2 separate regions of the Homo sapiens genome follow, and region 2 is linked to region 1. A link is an interaction called in ENCODE POLR2A ChIA-PET data of the cell type or tissue named here. Cell type or tissue: OCI-LY7. All regions are shown on one strand.

Region 1 (5,000 bases):
TTTCTCTTGCCTCTTTAGCCTTACAGAAAGGCACATCAAGGGTAGGAATGATCTTCAAAGTGCCTCACAGAAAAAAAAAAAAAAAAAAGCCAGATTGGGAGAAAGTGTGGCCCCAAAGGCATACTTTGGAGAGAGTGTGGCCCCAAAGGCAGGAAGGGAATAATTGACTAAATAGTAATGTAAAGTGTACAGCATCGGCAGGGTGTGGTGGCTTATGCCTATAATCCCAGCACTTTGGGAGGCCAAGGTGGGAGGATCGCTTGAGCCCTGGAGTTCAAGACCAGCCTGGGCAACATAGTGAGACCTCATCTCTACAAAAAATACAAAAAAATTATCCTGGTGTGGTGGCACATACCTGTAGTTCCAGCTACTCTGGAGGCTGAGGTGGGAGGATTGCTTGAGCCTGGGAGGTGGGGGTTGCAGTGAGCTGAGATCATGCCACTGCACTCTGGCCTGGGCAACAAAGCAAGACCCTGTCTCAAAAAAAAAAAAAAATGTACAGAATCAAAGTCAAGAAAATTGATGGGAATTGACACTGAAGTACTTAAGAAATTTTAAGTTTGCTCTTGCTGCTGGTATTAATAAACTTTCATATATCCAACATATTCTTCCTTCCACCTTTCTCATATGTCTTATTAGTTCTTTCAAACACTCAGAATGGATGGAATGATCCAAAATTGACTTGCTACATACTGGGGAATTTGGAAGGGACCTGTGTTTTGCTTAGCAGCCCTGAAACAATAGAATGGCCTTTTTTTTTTTTTTTTTTTTTTTTGAGACAGGGTCTCACTCTTGCCTAGGCTGGAGTAAAGTGGTGCTATCTCAGCTCACTGTAACCTCTGCCTCCTGAGTTCATGCGATTCTTGTGCTTCAGCCTCCTGAGTAGCTGGGACCACAGGTATGTGTTACCACGCCCTGCTAATTTTTTTTTTAATTAATGGGGTCTCACTATGTTGCCCAGGATCTCAAACTGCTGAGCTCAAGTGATCCTCCCTCCTTGGCCTCCCAAAGTGCTGGGATTACAGGCATGAGCGACTGTGCCTGATAATGGCCATATTTAAAGATATATTTTTTCCTCAGTCTCTGACTCTTCCTTGCTTAATCATCCTATTCTTTAATATACAAACCTATAACTTTGAGGAAAGAGAATCAGAGATTATTTCTCCCTACTTACCCATTTCATGGTGCGACAATGAGCACTCTTCTCCAAGCCAAGCATTTGATAAGCATTCATTGCTATGGGTATTTTACTGCCTTAAAGAAATCCACCCCAATTCCCTGCCGATTGATTTCTTAAGATCACAGAAGAAAGTGGAATGAATCCTAGAGAGGCCTTCAAGCTCCCTGACACCCATGGGGCCCACTCATCTCCACCCCCAATACTCCAATTTCAAAATCTAACACATTGTCCTTTTCTTAGTTCCTCAGTTCCCCGCCCTTCAGCTTCTCTTTGTTAGCCACTGGGTGGGTGTAACCAAACCTCAGTCACACTGTGGCCCCAGCAGCTGGGCTTCTCTCTCCCCCATTACATTGCAGACATTCTTTTCACATCATTTTGTCCTCTCTGCTGCATTCCCTACATTTGGCTTCATTCCCTCTGTGCAAACTTCTGTTTCAAGGGACAGCAGTTTGCCAAGGAGATGCTGGCAGAGAGGGTCCAGTTCTTTCCTTTCTATCTGAAGAGCCCAGTGTCATTCATTAGCATATGAGAAGAATGGTTGTAAATAAACATCAAATGAGGTTAACGAGCTGCAGCTCATCAATATTAATGAAGTCCACCTCACAGCCTTGGTATGAGGTACCAATGGCTCTAATCACAAGAAGCAGTTTCATAAGGCCCCAGTTACAGGGCAGGAAGGGTTAGATCCAGCGTGTTGAAATGTTTGTCATTTTATGACCCCAGGAATGCTGCAGGGTAAGGCAGTCTGATACCAGATCTGTGCTTGCAAACCCCTCTTGTGTTCAGTTTACATCTGTTTGTCTCAACAGGTGGAAGCCTAGGAAAAGGCTATATCTGCTAAGCCAGAATCTGGGGTGGGAATTCTCCAGGTCAACCTGCAGTTCCCAAATCAAAATGAAGTTCCAGAGTACCAGGGTTTGATCTCTCATTGCCCTTCCATCAGTTACCCCAGATAACCCAAACACTTGTTTCCAGTGTAGTGAAGGATGGTTTGAGGATCTAAGCCCAGCTTGGTAAGGAATGAAGAAACTCCCATTTCATGTAGCTCATGTGCCTGCCAGCCACCAGTTAAGTCCCTGTGCCTATTATTTAGAGGATTCAAAGAGTAACAAGGGCCAGGCATGGTGGCTCATGCCTGTAATCCCTACACTTTGGGAAGCAGATGTGAGGGGATCACTTAAAGTGAGGGGTTCCAGACTAGCCTGGGCAATATAGGGAGACCTCTCTCAAAAACAATAAATAAATAAAAATTTTAAAAGTAGTTGGGCGTGGTAGCCTGTATTCCCAGCTACTCAGGAGGCTGAGGTGGGAGGATCACGTGAGCCTAGGAGTTTGAGGCCACGGTGAGCCATGATCATACAACTGTACTCCAGCATGGGCAACAGACAGAGACTCTGTCTCTGAAAAAAAAATTTTTTTTTAATTAAAAGAAACAGTAAGTACAGCTATCATTTATTGAACACTTACTGTGTCCTAGGCATGGTACTAAACATTTTTGTTATATAATCCTCACAATAATCCCATGAAGGTATTCCCATTTTACAGATGAGGAAGTTGAAACTCACTGATTTGATGTCATGGGTCTAAGATCACACATCAGCAAGTGGCAGAAGAGGAGCTCAGATTTCGATCTGTCTAACTGCAGAGCCCATGCTCTTACTTCCTACCCTCTGTGGTATCATCTCAGAGCCAAGCACATAAAATGCAAGCTTTTGTGCTGCTCCTTTTCGTCAAAGATGTGTGTCCTCCAGTTTCAAGGGACTAAACACAAAGTAGTTCCCTGGAAGTAGAATCAGAAGGCTTTAGAATTAATTTTTTTAAGTCAAAGTGCCTCTTTGAAATTATTTTTAGAAAGGAAACTTTCATTAAATATGTTTTCCTTGATATATAAATTTGGGGTCAGAGGGATTAGGCTTTGAGAATATGTGTGTGTATGCATGACCCAGTCTGTGTTGATAGCCATGATACTGATTTATCCACCTTGTCACACTAGTTCCTTTTATGATTAAGCACACACCTTGCATGAGGTCAGTGACCATGGAACACAGGGAAACCGCTCCCATGGCTGATTTGAGCCTATGATCTTAGCCTCAATTACATTGTTTCAACAACTGAACGCCTGGTTTATTACTTAAAGTACTATCATTGTACTTTGTCTTAGGGGTGGGAAGGAGAACCGATCAAATTGTTGTTATCACAAAAGCTACACCTGATTGTTTGTAAAGAAGGACTTCTAGTGAAAGGATGAAAGTGAAACAGCTATTTCTCTTTCTTCTATTTTTCTCCTTGAAAATTCAGGGACCTAGGCCAAGACAGGCGGATCACTTGAGGCCAGGAGTTCAAGACCTGCCTGGCTAACATGGCAAAACCCCGTCTCTACTAAAAATACAAAAATTAGCCAGGCGTGGTGACACGCACCTGTAGTCCCAGGTACACGGGAAGCTGAGACACAAAAATTGCTTGAACCCAGGAGGGAGAGGTTGCAGTGAGCCAAGATCACACCACTGCACTCCAGCCTGGGTGATAGAGCAAGACCCTATCTCAAAAAAAAAAAAGAAAAGAAAAGAACATGAAAGAAAGAAAGAAAACTCAGGGACCTTACTTGGTAATTTTTACCTAGGCAAAATGCCCAGGAATGTTTCCACAGAATGGTACCCAAAGCCCACCCATGCAGGAGCCCTTCCTGCCACCAAGGTAACCAAGACTAGGAAGCAATTGAAACTGGGCCTTCCTTTCCCAGGCCTGTGGCTGTCAACTTGGCTCAGAAAGAGGCAGACTGATGACTTTGTCTCCTTACCCACTCACACTACCACACAGTTCTCATTTGAGCCTGGTCACATGGCTGTGCCTTCTTATGGCCAAACAAGGATACGCTGTTTCCCGTTCTTTGCACCCTGGGTTTGGCCTGAGCATCCTTAGATGAAACCATCAGGACCCCCAAACCTTGAAGCTTTTCCAGGGGCAAATTGCATGCAGGGGAAGGAGGGGCTGAGCTGTGTAGTGGAGCAGCGGATGGTGTGCAGTCGGGATGTTTGCAAGAGCCAAGGGGTTAGTTCATTGCTGCTTTGTATACTCAGGCACACCAGAAAACTCAGATTAATAGGCTGTTTATTCTTCAGCATGTTCCTTGAATCAAAGGCTCTGGATGGTATTATTAAAGAGTGTTTGTGAGAGCGCCCTGGAACACTCCTCCTGGGCTCCGCTCACTGAAGAGGAACGATTGAGTCCTTTCATTTCCTGGGCAGCATCCCTCTCACTCATTGCTCACTGTAGTATAAAGGTCTGTAGAACCTTTGTTAGAAACAGGATCTTTTGTTCTGTCCTTATGAGGTCCCATTACCTACAGCACCTTGATCTGTTGGAGTCTAATTATTTAATGTTCTTGTCTTTTGAGCTACCTGAACCTAATGAATGCAGTCCACTCTATCTCAGGGAGTTGTTTTGCTTTGGTTTTTTGCCTCTATTTGGCACCAGTTTCCTGTTTGGACAGTATTGCCTTTTATTTTCATGGTTTTTTTTCAAGGAGTTTGTCCAGGAGAGAAGGAGACATCCACCTGAAACCTACTCTGTGAAGCAAATGAATATGTTTTTTCTATTAGAAGATTCTCCTAAAATGTTCTGAAGTTTGTTCATATCTGGGAATTGAAGCACATTGAATTAAGAAAGAATTACTTCCTCCACCTCCACCCCTGCAATAGAGATTTATACTGGACAAGGTGGCAAAAAAAAATTAGGGGGAAACTGCTCGGTACAATTCCCCCCCAGTTCCCTTGGGGCAGCAGCGTGCTGCACATGAGGAATCACTGTACCTTGTTCCCCT
Region 2 (5,000 bases), 160 kb before region 1:
TCTTCTCATTTTATAAATAAGGAAGCTGAGGCTTAGAAAGGCTAATTGATTTGCACAAGGTCACACAGGCAATGATGCATAGTAAACAGGGGTTCATACCCAGGTTTGTCATATTCCACAGCTTGTGTTTTTTCCTCTTCACTAAAAAGATAAAAACAAACCAAAAAACCCCTATTGGTTCAAAGGGCAGTAATTCTTGCTTCCTTATTAAGGATGAGGCTCTTGCAAATAAATTTCTTGGGAACAAGAATTGTGTTTTACTCATCATTGTCAACCTTCTATCATTGTCTACCTTCTATCACTGTATACCTTCTATCATTGTATACTCTCCTACACTTAATTCATACGTATATGTGAAATGGAATATGAATAATCTGACCTTAGGGTACCCTAAACATGAGTAGCTAACAAAAGCAACCGAGACTTATTAAGAACTTACTCTGTACCAGGTACCATTTTAAATGCTTTACATATATTGATGTATATGAAGATAGTTTCAGTTGTTATCTCCATTCGGCAGATGAGGAAACTACACACAAAGATACCAAATAACAAGTTGTAAGTGGTGGATCCAGAATTCTAACCCAGCAGTCTAATTGAAGTCCACATGGTTAAACTCTATGCTATAAATACTTTGAGCAACTCCCAAAGTGGGGCTCCAACTATTGTGTAGACCTATACGTGGATCCTGGAGTAAGGTCAAGTGATTCCAGTGTCTTCATTTAACATTTCTGCCATGAGGAGGCATCCGAGGAATGAGGATGGATCAGGGAATGGTAAAATTTCCAATTTCTTCTTGCCACTGGACTCATCTCTCAGAGGCAGGCAGTGAGGAAGATAACTTCTACCATTTGGGAGAATTTTATTGACAATCATCTTTGTACTTTGGGTAGCTGTATGACCTAGAAGAAATCACTTAACCTCTCTGTGCCTTAGTTTCCACATCTCCAAAATGTGGGTGGTAATAGTACAGTCATGGTGGCTTACGCCTATATTCCCAGCACTGTGGGAGGCCAAGGAGGGAGGATTGCTTGAGCCCAGGAGTTTGAGACCAATGGGACATAGTGAGACTTCGTCTCTACTAAAAATAAAAAAAAAATAGCTGGGTGCAACAGCATGCATCTGTAGTCCCAGTTACTCAGGAGGCGGAGGTGGGAGGATGGCTTGAGCCCAGGAGGTCAAGGCTGCAGTGAGCTGTTTTCACACCACTGCACTCCAGCCTGGGTGACAAAGTGAGACCCTTTCTCAAAAAATTTAAAAAAGGCCAGGCATGGTGGCTCATGCCTATAATCCCAGCATTTTGGGAGGCCGAGGCGGGTGGATCACCTGAGGTCAGGAGTTCGAGACCAGCCTGGCCAAAATGGTGAAACCCCATCTCTACTAAAAATGCAAAAATTAGCAGAGCGTGGGGGTGTGTTCCTATAGTCCCAGCTACTCAGGAGGTTGAGACACGAGAATTGCTTGAACCCGGGAGGAGGAGGCTGCAGTGAGCTGAAATCTCACCACTGCACTCCAGCCTGGGTGACAGAGTGAGACTGCTTCTCAAAAAAAAAAAAAAAAAAATTGTGCTTGCCTCATACATGTAAGCATTTATCCTGTTAGAGCACCTGTGTAGGTGCTCAATAAATATTAGCTGCTAGTGTTATTACCATATTTTTGTGCAAATACGTAAACATCTGGTGGCAACCAGGAATGTGTGCCTCTCAGATCTCCTACACTGGGGAGGGGAGGGTAATTGACTCCTGACCCCAGCTCTGAATCTAACACCTTGTTCACACTGAGGTCACACTTTCCACAGACTGCTCCTAGTCAATGACTGGGCAGGACAGACCCACTTCCATGAGATGTTTTACTCCTCTAGTGGGTGACTTTGGCTTAAAGACTCTCACTGCACACTGCTAAGTCCCTCATTCTCCCTTCTCCCTCCTAAAGGAGGGATAATAATTAGGGTCCCTCCTAAAGGAGGGATAATAAATTAGGGTCACACCTGCATTTGATCTCTTAGCTCTCCCAGACTCCTCCGGCTTCCTTCCCATTTTCTATCATGGGCGTTTCCCCCAGTACATCTCTCGCATGTCTGATCCTGTTTTGGTGTCTGTTTCTCACAGTATCTGAGCTAAGACAACATCTAACAGTTACTGATATAGTCTCTTCCAGCCATGAGGTTAATACAACTTCTTTAGGACTTGGCAAAGGTTCTGACATAGGACCCCTTCTATGTGGAAGATAAGTGTTACTAATCTTAATTTTTTTTGTATTTGCTGATACCACAGCATATGATAGTTACTTGTCTGACTTCCAGACACATTCTATTTTTTGATTTTGAATGAATCCTGATAAACTTATTTTTATTTGAATATAACTAGTGAGCCTTCCAAACCCAATTCTATTCTAGGAAATATTGCTGTTTACAGTAAGTTAGCAGAAATTCTCTTAGGGCCTTAAAGTGTTTGGTTGCTGCAGAAAGGAAATGAAATAAAATAGGTGTTAAACTGACTTCCTAAATCTTTGGAAACTAGGTTTATAATACATAAAACTGGTCACTTTGAAATGATTATGGGCCAGGTGCGGTGGCTCATGCCTGTAATCCCAGCATTTTGGAAGGCTGAGGCGGGCAGATCACTTGAGGTCAGGAGTTCGAGACCAGCTTGGCCAACATGGTGAAACCCTGTCTCTACTAAAAATATGAAAAATAGCTGGGCATGGTGGTGCGCACCTGGAGTCCCAGCTACTTGGGAGGCTGAGGCATGAGAATCGCTTGAACCCGGGAGGCAGAGGTTGCAGTCCACTGAGATCACGCCAGTGCACTCCAGCCTGGGCGACAGAGCAAGACTCTGTCTCAAAATAATAATAATAAATAAATAAAATAATTATGAACATGTTCACAAAGTCACCTCTTTCTTTCCTTTTCCTCCCCCTACCCTTCTCCTTCCTTTTCTTCCTCCCTGAATACCTTCTCTATATAAAGCCAGGCATGAATATATGAATATAAAGCATCCCTCCCCACAGGAAACTTACACAGTAGATGGGAGATGGGACATATTCATAAATGACCATAACATAAAAAGACAGTATAATAAGTAAAGAGTATGTGACCTATATGGTTCTAGAGCCAGCAGCTATCTTGGCCTTTTCTCAGTTTGGTCAGCAGCTTCTCAGTCATGGAAGGGACAGCAGTTCCCTTGGTAGCCTAGTTCTGGAATGGGCCTTTTGGGAGTTGTTCCTGGAAGGTCGATCTAGATTTTTTTCCTTTTCCAAAGATTCTGTAACCTATTTAATACATGTAATAAATAAATATCTTTTTGTTGGGGGGAAAAAAGAGCCAGTAAGTTCTAAGCCATGTTGTTCCCAACCCTTGCCTACCTCCATTTCTCCAAAGTAAATTGCAGAGTGATGTCAGTGTTATTCTGGGGTTTTAAGATAGCTTTAAAATTTTTGACTTTGTTTATCATTTATATATTCAAGTAATGTTAAAATCTTTATTCCAAATGCTATTCAGAAGTTGGGGATCACTTTTATTTGCACAAATGCAATATGTGCTAAATGAATAATTCTAGGAGGCCGAGTAGATAAATTGAAGTTTTAAAAATAATAGTAGAGCAGGCCGGGAGCAGTGGCTCAACGCCTGTAATCCCAGCACTTTGGGAGGCCAAGGCGGGTGGATCACGAGGTCAGGAGATCGAGACCATCCTGGCTAACACGGTGAAACCCTGTCTCTACTAAAAATACAAAAAATTAGCCGGGCGTGGTGGCAGGCGCCTGTAGTCCCAGCTACTCGCGAGGCTGAGGCAGGAGAATGGTGTGAACCCGGGAGGCGGAGCTTGCAGTGAGCCGAGATTGCACCACGGCACTCCAGCCTGGGCGACAGAGCGAGACTCCATCTCAAAAATAAGTAAATAAATAAAAATAATAGTAGAGCAGAAGAGACATGATCCATTATCCTATTTCTGGTTCATCATCCTATTTATGTCCTTCATAGCACTTATCAGAGTTATCTTGTGTACCTACTTGTATACTTGGTTATTGTCTGTTTCTTATTAGAATGTGAGCCATGAGGGCAGGCCTTTTCTCTCTAAAATCTAGCACAATGCTTGGCCCAAATGAAGTGCTCAGTTGTTGAATGAATGGTCTACTTTAAGTAACAGAATAAATTTTAAAATAAATGGGAGAAAGGAATCCAGTTCAACAAATAGTTACTGAATTCCTAACATGTGAGAGAAACTATGTTTTTCCCCCCTTCCATGAATGAAAAAGGATGATTAAATCTGCTCTGGATCTTTTCGGTTTTAACTCTGATTTATACCTAAAGTTAATTTCTTGGTTGATACCATAGTTTCTGTGTTTGGGTTACATAACATTAAAATTTAATCCATTTTGTAAAACCAATATTTTAAAAAGGAAGGAGATTTTCTACAATTTTGGAGCATCTCAATGAGATCCTGTCCTTTAGTTGGACAGAGTGATATGCTTTGATTAAGACTGGAATTACCCTTGTAAACTAATCTCTGGGTCCTCTTTCTGTGTTGGGATCACCCTTACACTACTTCCCTAGGGGCCTTAGGAAATAGCTCATTCTATGATTGGAATTTCAAGTCAAAACACATTTATCTGAGCAGAATTTTAATGATTTATCAAAGAGAGGAGGGATTTTCCCAAACACAACTGAACTTACAAATTACTGATCCCACTAGCTATGTTTTTTCTTAAGCACCTTTCTTTAAACAAAGCAATTACTGCTGAAATCATCAAATGTATTTTTTTCATGGAAAGCTTTTGACTAAGTTTTGTTTGATTAGCAGGAACCTACTAAAAGTAAATATTGTTTGAGACAGCACTTTCAGAGCCTGTTCTTTTTCTTCATTCAATTAGCTTTTAAAGCACTATTCTTTGGAGAAAGTAAGAGCCTTTTTTCCAGCTGTCCTATTGTGTAACTCAAGGTCTCGTTAATACTATTATCTAGCCCCGAGATTACAGGTAATTGTGATAAAACACAAGCTTCA

What was found. Peaks named below come from ENCODE experiments on the same cell type or tissue, not always from the same donor. Only the 100,000 strongest peaks of a DNase experiment are listed, where the experiment ranks them.
Region 2: POLR2A ChIA-PET joins it to region 1 with 6 read pairs; 5 of 35 experiments call an interaction of 5 or more read pairs at or near these places.

Annotation. Positions count from the first base shown.
Region 1 is chr11:47,102,920-47,107,919 of GRCh38, forward strand. The region is part of intron 3 of CSTPP1 (centriolar satellite-associated tubulin polyglutamylase complex regulator 1); the gene reads left to right. Among named protein-coding and RNA genes, the nearest start is that of ARFGAP2, 71 kb to the right of the region's middle. In OCI-LY7, a CTCF peak has its summit at 4,957; DNase peaks (open chromatin) are centred at 1,472, 2,822, 4,422, 4,972 and 1 weaker place; H3K4me3 peaks cover 3,684 bases; H3K27ac peaks cover 4,190 bases.
Region 2 is chr11:46,942,774-46,947,773 of GRCh38, forward strand. The region is part of intron 1 of CSTPP1 (centriolar satellite-associated tubulin polyglutamylase complex regulator 1); the gene reads left to right. Among named protein-coding and RNA genes, the nearest start is that of CSTPP1, 8.5 kb to the left of the region's middle. In OCI-LY7, no CTCF peak of the experiment used is centred here; no DNase peak of the experiment used is centred here.